3 separate regions of the Homo sapiens genome follow, and all the other regions are linked to region 3. The links are chromatin contacts, found by Hi-C in ENCODE. All regions are on one chromosome and are shown on one strand. The core of a region is the stretch at or near the end of the contact, and the rest is flanking DNA. Distances in the headings are between cores, read along the strand shown.

Evidence for each region. Hi-C counts contacts between places; a loop is a spot of excess contacts on that map. Pooled maps may share reads with other maps.
Region 1: a pooled map shows a loop between it and region 3 (23-fold over the local background). The contact joins the promoter of CPEB4 here to the promoter of RARS1 in region 3. A Hi-C loop is called at or near these places in 8 of 50 pooled maps.
Region 2: a pooled map shows a loop between it and region 3 (3-fold over the local background). The contact joins the enhancer-like site here to the promoter of RARS1 in region 3. A Hi-C loop is called at or near these places in 3 of 50 pooled maps.

What each region holds. Positions count from the first base shown.
Region 1 is chr5:173,886,652-173,889,958 of GRCh38, forward strand. It overlaps CPEB4 (cytoplasmic polyadenylation element binding protein 4), which reads left to right and starts at 1,698. Exons shown (of 10, transcript NM_030627.4): 1 at 1,698-3,307. The coding sequence starts at 3,083. RefSeq lists an enhancer at 1,205-1,444.
Region 2 is chr5:173,916,351-173,919,425 of GRCh38, forward strand. All of the region lies in intron 2 of CPEB4 (cytoplasmic polyadenylation element binding protein 4), which reads left to right. Among named protein-coding and RNA genes, the nearest start is that of CPEB4, 30 kb to the left of the region's middle. RefSeq lists an enhancer at 1,653-1,912. Within about 2 kb of position 1,586, at least 39 of the 41 ENCODE cell types and tissues checked have a DNase peak (open chromatin) inside an H3K27ac peak, as active enhancers do.
Region 3 is chr5:168,485,096-168,488,271 of GRCh38, forward strand. It overlaps RARS1 (arginyl-tRNA synthetase 1), which reads left to right and starts at 1,376. Exons shown (of 15, transcript NM_002887.4): 1 at 1,376-1,448. The coding sequence starts at 1,404.

The DNA of each region.
Region 1 (3,307 bases), core at 448-2,947, 5.4 Mb after region 3:
TCACCGATTGAAGGCCCTCAGGTGTTCTACACGGAAGTGATGGAGGATTGACAGACTGAGGCAGAAGTTGAGACCATTAGAGGAAGGCTATGGAAATGAAATGGAAGCCACCTTTGTTCATACTATTTTTCATTAATCTTGGTATCTTTTTTTTCCCTCTAGTTGTGCCAGTTACTTCTGGCTCTACCCTGATTTCTTTGTTCATTTTTCTTCCTGCTAAAGGAAAATACTCACTTATTTAACATATTTAAAGCTGTGCTGAGAGCAAAGCATTATCCTAAGCCCTGATGGTGGTCATAGCGTTGGGAATGTACAAAGATAAACAGGACATTAAAGCCCTTGAGTACCAAACATAATGAAAAGTCTGATATGTGAGCTCCAAACCAAATGGCAAAAGGAAGGAAATAATTAATTCAGACTTGGAAACAGGAGTGAGGGGTGGGGGGTGGGTGACGGGTGGAAGGGGTGGCAGTGGGTTGGGGGGCTGTCACTCAGGGAAGACTTCATTGTTGCTGGTTTGTTCATTCACGTTTTCAGGATTCATTCACTGATGTCTCCTATCTACAATGTCTGCTCCTGAAAGAGCCCACGGTCCAGCACAGGTCTGGAAGACATAAACCATCACAATATAGTGTGAGAAACAAGCACGAGAGGTACACAGGGCCGTGGACGCTTATAAGAGAGAATTCAGAAGATGCTGTTGGTGGCTTTTGAACTGATTCCTAGAAATAAATAGGAATTTACCAAAGGAGAAGAGTGGAAAGGACATGTAAAAAGGCATTGAGAGTGTGTTTGGAGGGGGAAGAGGCACTAAGATATACCACCCATTAGGTAGAAAGGCTTGAATACCAGACTAACAAGTTTGGCCTTTATCTTCGAAATAATGGGCAACCATAGAAGAAATCGGAGCATGTGAGGGTCAAGATAAAATTTTAGTTTTGGAATTTTCCCTCTGGTATTGCGTGTAAGGTGTACTAGATCGGGATGATACGGGGGCATAGCCACAGACGCCTCAGCTGCATCTCTGCACCTGGGAGACTGCACCAGATGCGAGCCTAGCAGAATGGGAGAGTGGGAGGTGCGGGTGAGCGAATGGAAGGTTAAGGGAGAGTCCCTCGTGAGGTCTACATTCTGGGCAAGGGCAAACGCAGTTCTAGGCACCGCACAGCTGCTGGCAAGACCCGCCTCCCCTTCCAGATCCCTCTGGGGCGGAGCTCGGGCCAGAGCACGTGATGCTTGGAGCACCACCTTTACTGTGGGCACCCTTCTCATTCATCCGCGGTTTCACGGGCCGCCACTTCGATCTCCAACACCTTGACCGTATGCCTTCGTGAGCGAGGAATCCGTTCTCCTTGACACGTCCCTATTGCTCCTCCTGCAAAGCCCAGTTAGGGAAGAGAAATATCAAAGGAGTCCCTTGCCCACACAAAAGATGGCGACCTGCTGCGCTCACTCTGGGTGGGGGAAGCGGGTTCCAGGCGCCGGGCCTCACTAGGCGAGGCGCAGACGGAAGAGGCGTCTCTGGAGGTAACTTTTCGACCTTCCTGGGAGTAGCTCTGAAGCGAGGGGGCGTGGCCTCGCCTGAGTTCTAACAGATGATTGGTCTTCCGGCAGGTAGGTGGGGAATGAGTGCTACCCCCACCCCTCCCTCTTCGAACCGGAAGTGTCTCTGGGTCTTTCCAGCTGGTTGTCATTTCACTCGGCTCGGTCCTGAGGAGAAGGACTCAGCCGCGGCTGCGGGACCCGGGCACCGGGAGGCGGTGGCGGCGGCGGCGGCGGCAGCAGCGGCGACAGCAGAGGAGGAAGAGGAGGAAGAAGGAAAGAAAAAGAAGAACCAGGAGGAGTCCTCAACAACGACAGCGGGGACTGCGGGACCAGGGTAAAGCGGCGACGGCGGCGACGGCCCAGCAACCGTGAGGAGAAACAAAAGCCTTCTAAATTATAGTTTAAAAAAAAATTCTGGGGGAAAAGAGAGAGAAAGCCGAGGGGGGAGGCCCTTCTCCTTTAAAATAACTACGGTAGTGGGTTTTTCCTTTTTTTCCTCTTTTTTCCCTCTCTGCGGAGAATCGAACTGAGGGAACTGAACAAACCGCCCCTGGGTCCCATGAGGGAAAAAAACCCCGGAGCCGCAGAGAGGGGAAGAGGCAGAAACCGCAGGACCTTCCAGGTCGCCCCCTCGGTCCCCGCACCCCCAGGCCGCCCGCTCACCCTCGTCGAGTCTCGCTAATCCCTCCTGATCGCGACCCCCGCAAGAGGGAGAAACGGGTGTTTCCAACCCCTTTCATGGGGGAGAGGAAGCCGCGGGGAGCCCAGGAACAGCGACCGCAGCAAGATCTGCACCCGGAGCCTCAGGAACAGCCCCAGAGGCCAAAACTGCACCCTGCGAAAGAGCAGAAAACAGGACCAGGAACAGCAGAAACCTCCCTGCAATCATCTTTCCATTAGTCAATGCTGATTTCCTCTCCCGAAACCAGGAATTCACTTCCCACCCCAGATAACCTAATATAATCTATATATATAAATATATAATATATAATGTTCTTAAATTATTCCTGATTTTTTTTTAACCAAGCTGCCAAGAAAAGAACGTATTCCCCTCTTAGTCCTATTCTAATTTTTATGTGAGTGAATCTAAACTGCTGAGGAAAACCATATGTGATTGTTAAATTATATATATCTATATTTTTACTCCGCGCAAGGCTTATTCTTCTACATCCATAGATGCTTGAGAAGCTCTGTTTTTGTCATTCATGTACATTTTCCTTTGGAAAAAGAAAGCGCCTATTTTACTAACCAAAGACTTGATTTTTACCCTCTTCATTTTTATTCCCTCCTAAAAATAAGCCCAATTGGATCCAAGTCAATGTTTTAAGAGATTTTTTTAAGAGTTGTTTTTTCTTTCAGAGACCAGAATTCCAAATCAGAACAATTTAAGGTGATAAGCTGCGATCTTTGAGCTAGCTATAAATAAGACATTTCAAGCAAGCAAGCAAACAACTTAAATTTGGGGTAGAGGAAAAAAAAGGCGTGAGACATCAGGTTGTCATTTTTTATTGTGAGATTCTGCTCCTAAAGATAATAAATGGGGGATTACGGGTTTGGAGTGCTAGTGCAAAGCAATACTGGGAATAAATCTGCTTTTCCAGTCAGATTCCATCCACATCTGCAGCCTCCACACCATCACCAAAATGCCACCCCCAGCCCTGCTGCTTTTATAAATAATAACACAGCTGCCAATGGCAGCAGTGCTGGGTCAGCTTGGCTTTTTCCTGCTCCAGCTACCCATAACATTCAGGATGAGATCTTG
Region 2 (3,075 bases), core at 336-2,835, 5.4 Mb after region 3:
GTAAGCAATAATGATTGCATTCAGAAATGCAAGTTGTTTAAAGTGCCAGTCTTTTACATATCCCCATGGTGCCCAGGAAACCTATTGCATATGTAGAGGAAGTAGTGGAAGCATGTTATACATCACTGCCTCACGTGTTTCATGCATCGCTTTATTTTAAGAGCTATGGATCTACTCCAAAAATGCTATGTATTTAATTCCTGACTGCCAAAGGTGTTGTGACCTTGCATTTTAAAACACTTTCATATTTTTTCTTGCTTTATCTACGTGTTAAATTTAGAGACCCTTCCCTGACTATTTTTCATTGCTGTAAATTTGTTTGAAACAAATGCTTAAATGAGTGGGCAAGTGATGATTCCATCTGTGCTTCTTTTCTTTGTTGCTAAGCAAAAGAATTTATAATAACCTTTCTAGAAGAAAATCATGAAACTCAAGTTGAAAGTTTAGTACACAAAGCTTGTTTCATCAGTTTTATAAAAGTTTTTTTTATATCATTGTAAGAGAGTGGCTGTGGGGATTATTTAAATTCTGTATCTTTACAGTTGGGATAGAATTTAGTGCTACTTAAAAATATGTAATAAATAATAGGAAACCTTAACTTTTCTTTCGATACACCATTTTACTAATATTCCTATATTCCAAATTGCAGTCACTTAGTTGACTTAGAGAACACATGTTGTATACTGGTAGAGAGGCATTAGAACAAGTATTTTATACAGATACTGACTCTGTGCAGGCTGAAATAGCTCTGGAAACCTGCTATGAGAGTTGCTAAATTTTGTCACTTATTTATTTCATATGTTATAAATTTGAAGTAATTTGGGAATAAATAATTTTTTTTCAAAATGAAAGGAAGTCCTACTAAAATAGGTTCTGTTGCTTTAATATTAGAATGATTTATTTCAGGTAGGAATGGTGGGGAGAGTATATAATTTCTTACAGTATTTAACCTTTTTCTATTTAAATTGGTTTGCCTGTGGCAAAATAAGAACAGATTACTGGTACCCTAACCTCCAACCTTTTTAAAGGATTAGATGGACATTTTCCTTTAAGGGACATTTAATGGGGCAGATTCAAAGTACCATAAAGAAGAAGTGGATAGGCTGGGCGTGGTGGCTCACGCCTGTAATCCCAGGGCTTTGGGAGGCCAAGGTGGGTGGATCACCAGGAGTTCAAGACCAGCCTGGCCAACATGGTGAAACCCGTCTCTACTAAAAATGTAAAAATTAGCAGGGCGCGGTAGCGGGCGCCTGTAATCCCAGCTACTTGGGAGGCTGAGGCAGGAGAACCGCTTGAACCTGGCAGGCGGAGGTTGCAGTGAGCCAAGATCAAGCCATTGCACTCCAGCCTGGGCGACAAGACTGAAACTCCATCTCAAAGAAATAAAAAAGAAGAAGAAATGGATAACGCAAACCAGTTAATTTTACTCGGATTTATAATCAAATTTCTCCTTCCAAGTAAATTATTAGTGTGTGGTATCAAATGTGTCTGGCGAATTGAGGGATCTTTAAATATCATTAAGTCTTTAAGACTCAGAGTCGGCCGGCAGCTGCCTGCGTGTCTGGCTGAAGCCTTCCTGAACTAGGCTGGCTCTTTCTTGCTCGGTTTGGATGATACCAAGTAATTCAAAGTAGCGTAACAGGGGAGTGACTTAAGTCTCCTAAGAATTAGAAAGTTGCCTTAATTCTCAAAGCCTCATAAGTAATGGAGGACGTTAAATAGCAAAGAGTATAATTTAAACTGGGCTACAATTAAATGTGTGTGTGGCTATGTAGGAATGAAGCGTGTTTCTTCTCCTCCTGTACTCTCCCTCTCTTGACTGCGGAAATGGAACATCCTAAACAGTCTTTCTCTTGCCTTGGCTTAGCTGTGCTGTAGGATGGGACCTGGGCTTCTGTGTTGAGGTAACTTCTATTGTGAGGAAGAAGAGGGCGAAATTGTGTGGCATGATTTTTTTGTATGAAAAGTGAAGGGCCTATTCTTAATTTTGAACAACTGCCTGCTTTCTGATTTACTTTTGATCCGGATTTGTTGGATTCCTCACTGTACTGTGTAGGTTGAGCTTACAAAGGTGTGGATTTTGAGCAGTGCGATTACCCCCTTTCAGATTTGGGGTTGCTGTTGTTTTTGTCTTTGGGTTTTTATAAGGCGGGGAGGGTAAGGGGAAATGCCTAGGAAAGAAAATCATGTGATGTATGTGAATGCCGACATCGTCATAGGATCGGACTGAAGCCTTTCTCCCTCTAGCCTCTGAATGGAAACCAACTCAGTTCAAACTAAATGCATCTTGTGCATGGGCCAGATCCTCATCTGCCCCGTTTACTTACATAACACATACTAGTCAATCGAAAATAGTGATCCTCTGCCCTCTACCTGCCACACATTCGTGATTGAATATTTAACCCTTGTTTTTATTTGGTCTGAAAATCAAATAAGCAGTTGCCACAAAGGGGGAATTTGTCTTATGTCATCCATGATGTGGGTCCGTAATTACTTAAGCAGCCCCTTTATCTTAATCCTGAACATTGAACACAAGGAATCCTATTTTGAGGCCATGAAAATCGGTTATCGTTTTATTCTTTGTTACCTGAGTGAGAGGTGAGGGTAACGGTGGGCGAGTAGATGGGGGAAGTATTATAATAGTAAACTTTTAATGTTATTAGAAGGTTAAACATACATTTAAAAGATTTTTTTAATACATAATTTTTTCTTTTCAGTTGTAGTAAAGTTCCCTTATAATATGGTTATTATGACTTAATATTGTTTGACATACATTCAGGGCAGGGATTTAACTATGTGTGGTAGATAAAAACTTAGAGATAAATAAGAAAACAAGCAACAATCAGGTAACAAATTAACAAGTACTTTTCTTTAATGTTTTGCTTTGTCATATTAAGTTTTGTGTACAATTTAAGCTTATGTTTTACCATCTGGACAGGCAAAAATAGTAATCTCCACTCAGAAATGAAATCAGAATGACAATTAAGTAGTAAGATTTTCAGACTTTGTCCACAGTTTGTCAATGATAAATATTAGGGACCTTCCTACTGTAAAAAAGAGAAGGGGCCCCACAAT
Region 3 (3,176 bases), core at 126-2,625:
CCCTCTTAGAACATATATCCCAGGTTTGCTGTTTATAATTTTAACTCAATATATATACAATGAAATATTATTCAGCCTTATAAAAGAAAACCCTGTTATGGGTGACAACATAGATGAACCTGGAGAACATTATGTTGGTGCAATAAGCCGGGCACAGAAAGACAAATACTACATTAGCCCATGTATATGTGTAATCTAAAAAATTCAGATTCATAGAAGCAGAGCATAGAATGGTGGTTGTCAGGGCTTCAGAGGTAGGAAAGATGGGAGATGTTGCTCAAAGTTACAAAGTTTCAGTTAGGCGGGATGAATAGATTCTAGAGATGTAATGTATATTGTATACTTGCAGTTTTCGTTTTCGTTTCGTTTTGTTTGTTTTTAAATAGAGAGAGAAAAGGTCTCACTCTGTCATCCAGGCAGAGTACAGTGGCATGATCATGGCTCACCGCAGCCTCAAATTCTTGGGCTCAAGTGATCCTCCCACCTCAGCCTCCTATATACCAGGGACTACAGGCACATGCCACCATGCCCGGCTATTTTTCCATTTTTTTGTAGAGACGAGGTCTTAGCTGTTTCCCAGGATGAGAATAGATCTTAAATGTTCACAGCACACACGCGCGCGCGCGCGCGCGCACACACACACACACACACACATGCAAATGATAACTGTATGAGATGAAGGTTATGTTAATTATTTTGGTTGTGGTAATCATTTCAGAATGTATACATATATCAAAACATTACGTTGTACATCGTTATGATATACAATCTTTGTCAATTATACCTCAATAAAACTGGAAAAATAAATAAGATTTTAACTCAAATGTCACTTGCTTAGAGATGTCTTCTCTCACCCAAGTCACTCTATCACATTGCCTTCCTAGCAATTAAAACTACCTGAGATTATTGCCTTTTTTGGTCTATTTTCTCTCTCCATTCTAAAATGTGTCTGCCGTGAGAGGGGAGATCGTGTCTGTTTTGTTTTCTTTGTGCCCCCAGAGCCTAGAATACTGTCTGGCATTTTAAAGTACACAATAAATGTTTGTTGAATAAATGAATGGATTTGTTAGTTTTGTGCCCATTTCACAAAGGGGCAAAGTGAGGCCTTTGAGAGCCAGAAGCTCTAGGTCAGTGACTGTCCTAGTCTATCCAAGCACAGAGCAGCTCTGGTTAGTGTCTGCTCAATTCCTCTCCCCTCGCCCAAACGTCCCTGAGTTGCGGCCTCGCTCCTGACCGAAATCCCCGCGGGTTCTCCTCGCAGTGTCTACTGGATCCCGCCAGGAGGCAGCAGAGGCGCCAGCACCCAGTCCGACGGGACAGCGGACCGGAGGGGGTTTCCGCTTCCGGGAGAGGCTGACCGTTTCCGCTTCCGTCCACTTGGCGAGTGAGACGCTGATGGGAGGATGGACGTACTGGTGTCTGAGTGCTCCGCGCGGCTGCTGCAGCAGGTTTGGACGCAGGAGACCGGCGGGAAGGCCTGAAAGAGATGGAGCAGGCTCTGACTCCTGCCCAAGCGGCTTCGGGGGCGGGACAGCTAGGCGAGGACCATCCTGGTCCTCTCAGAGTGGAGCGGCACGGTCCCTGTGGGAACAGGAAGGGTTGAGAGAGGAAGCACCCATCATTTCAAAGCCCGTGTGACTGTGATTTTCAGCGGAATGGAGGGTCCCCACCCTCTCCCAGGCCTCCCCCAAACCAGCGTCTTCGGTGGGCTGGAGCCTGGCATGTTCAGAACAGTTCTCTCCCTACAATCCACCTCCTCTTCTGCATACACACGCGATTTAGGGGATGCGGGGAGATAGACAAGGGGGGAATACATTCAGAGCTCTGGGTCTTGGTTTGCAGCTCAGCCGCAGTTCTTCCCGGGTTACTGAGCGAGAGGATTCCTAATAAGCCCATGGGGTGATTCATTATCAGACCAGCGGAGCTTGCTCTGTGCCCTCAGCATTCGTCGGGAAGGAGCAGCCACACCATATAAAAGTGAAAGCGGCCGGGCGCGGTGGCTCATGCCTGTAATCCCAGCACTTTGGGAGGCCGAGGTGGGCGGATCACGATGTCAGGAGATCGAGACCATCCTGGCTAACACAGTGAAACTCCGTCTCTACTGAAAATACAAAAAAACTTAACCGGCTGTGTTGGGGGGGGTCCCTGTATTCCTAGCTACTCGGGAGGCTGAGGCAGGAGAATGGCGTGAACCCGGGAGGCGGAGCTTGCAGTGAGCAGAGAGCACACCACTGCACCACAGCCTGGGCGACAGAGTGAGACTCCGTCCCCCTACAAAAAAAAAAAGTGAAAGCGGAACAGTTCCATTACCTTTTATGCCCAGGTGGGGAGGGATGGTAGGAAGATAGTTCACAGTACTCTGTCCTGTTACGGCTGTATACTTAATCAGCAGTCACAAAGTACAAGTTAGTCAAGTAAATTGGCAAGCTCTTTACATTTCTGAGCCATTTATTTATCGGTATGTATTTATCTTTGCCTCACTTGGTTGTGATAATCATGAAGGTAATTTCTGAAAAGTGTTTTTAGCTCAGCTCCTGGAACATAATGTATGCTCATTTTTGGCAATTTGGTTTTGGCTGTAGCTATCTCCCAGTAAGTATTCTGAAATTTCAGGTGAGGAACTCCCCCTGAGTTTTGCAGTTTAAGTTGGAAGCTTTATTTCTTTCTGAATTGACATGTCTTTAGTTTTAGATGTTAAACTACAAAGCCTGGTCTGGTCTAGTCTAGGACCTAAGACACTGGAAACAGGAAGAAATGGGAAAATTGTTTAGTCCCAGAAAGGGTGAAAGGCAGACCCTTGAGCTATTTTGAATGTGACAAAGGACATTTGGGTTTTTTAAGAGTCCCAGGTCATAGGATTTGGGAATAAAAGCAGGTTGGTCAACCTGAAACTTAACTACTCTTGCTAAATCAGAGTGTTTATCGAGCCAAAGAAAAGAACTAGGGATATGAGACATGAGGCATATCCCATTATATACTTACTCCGATTCCTGTCTCCCAAAACACATGTATGTGTGGTTAATATATTCTTTTTCTTTTTCTTTTTTTTTGAAACAGAGTCTCGCTCTGTCAAGCAGACTGGAGTGCAGTGGCACGATCTCGACTCACCGCAACCTCAGCCTCTGGGATTCAGGCAATTCTCCTGCCTCAGCCTCCCAAGTAGCTAGGATTACAGG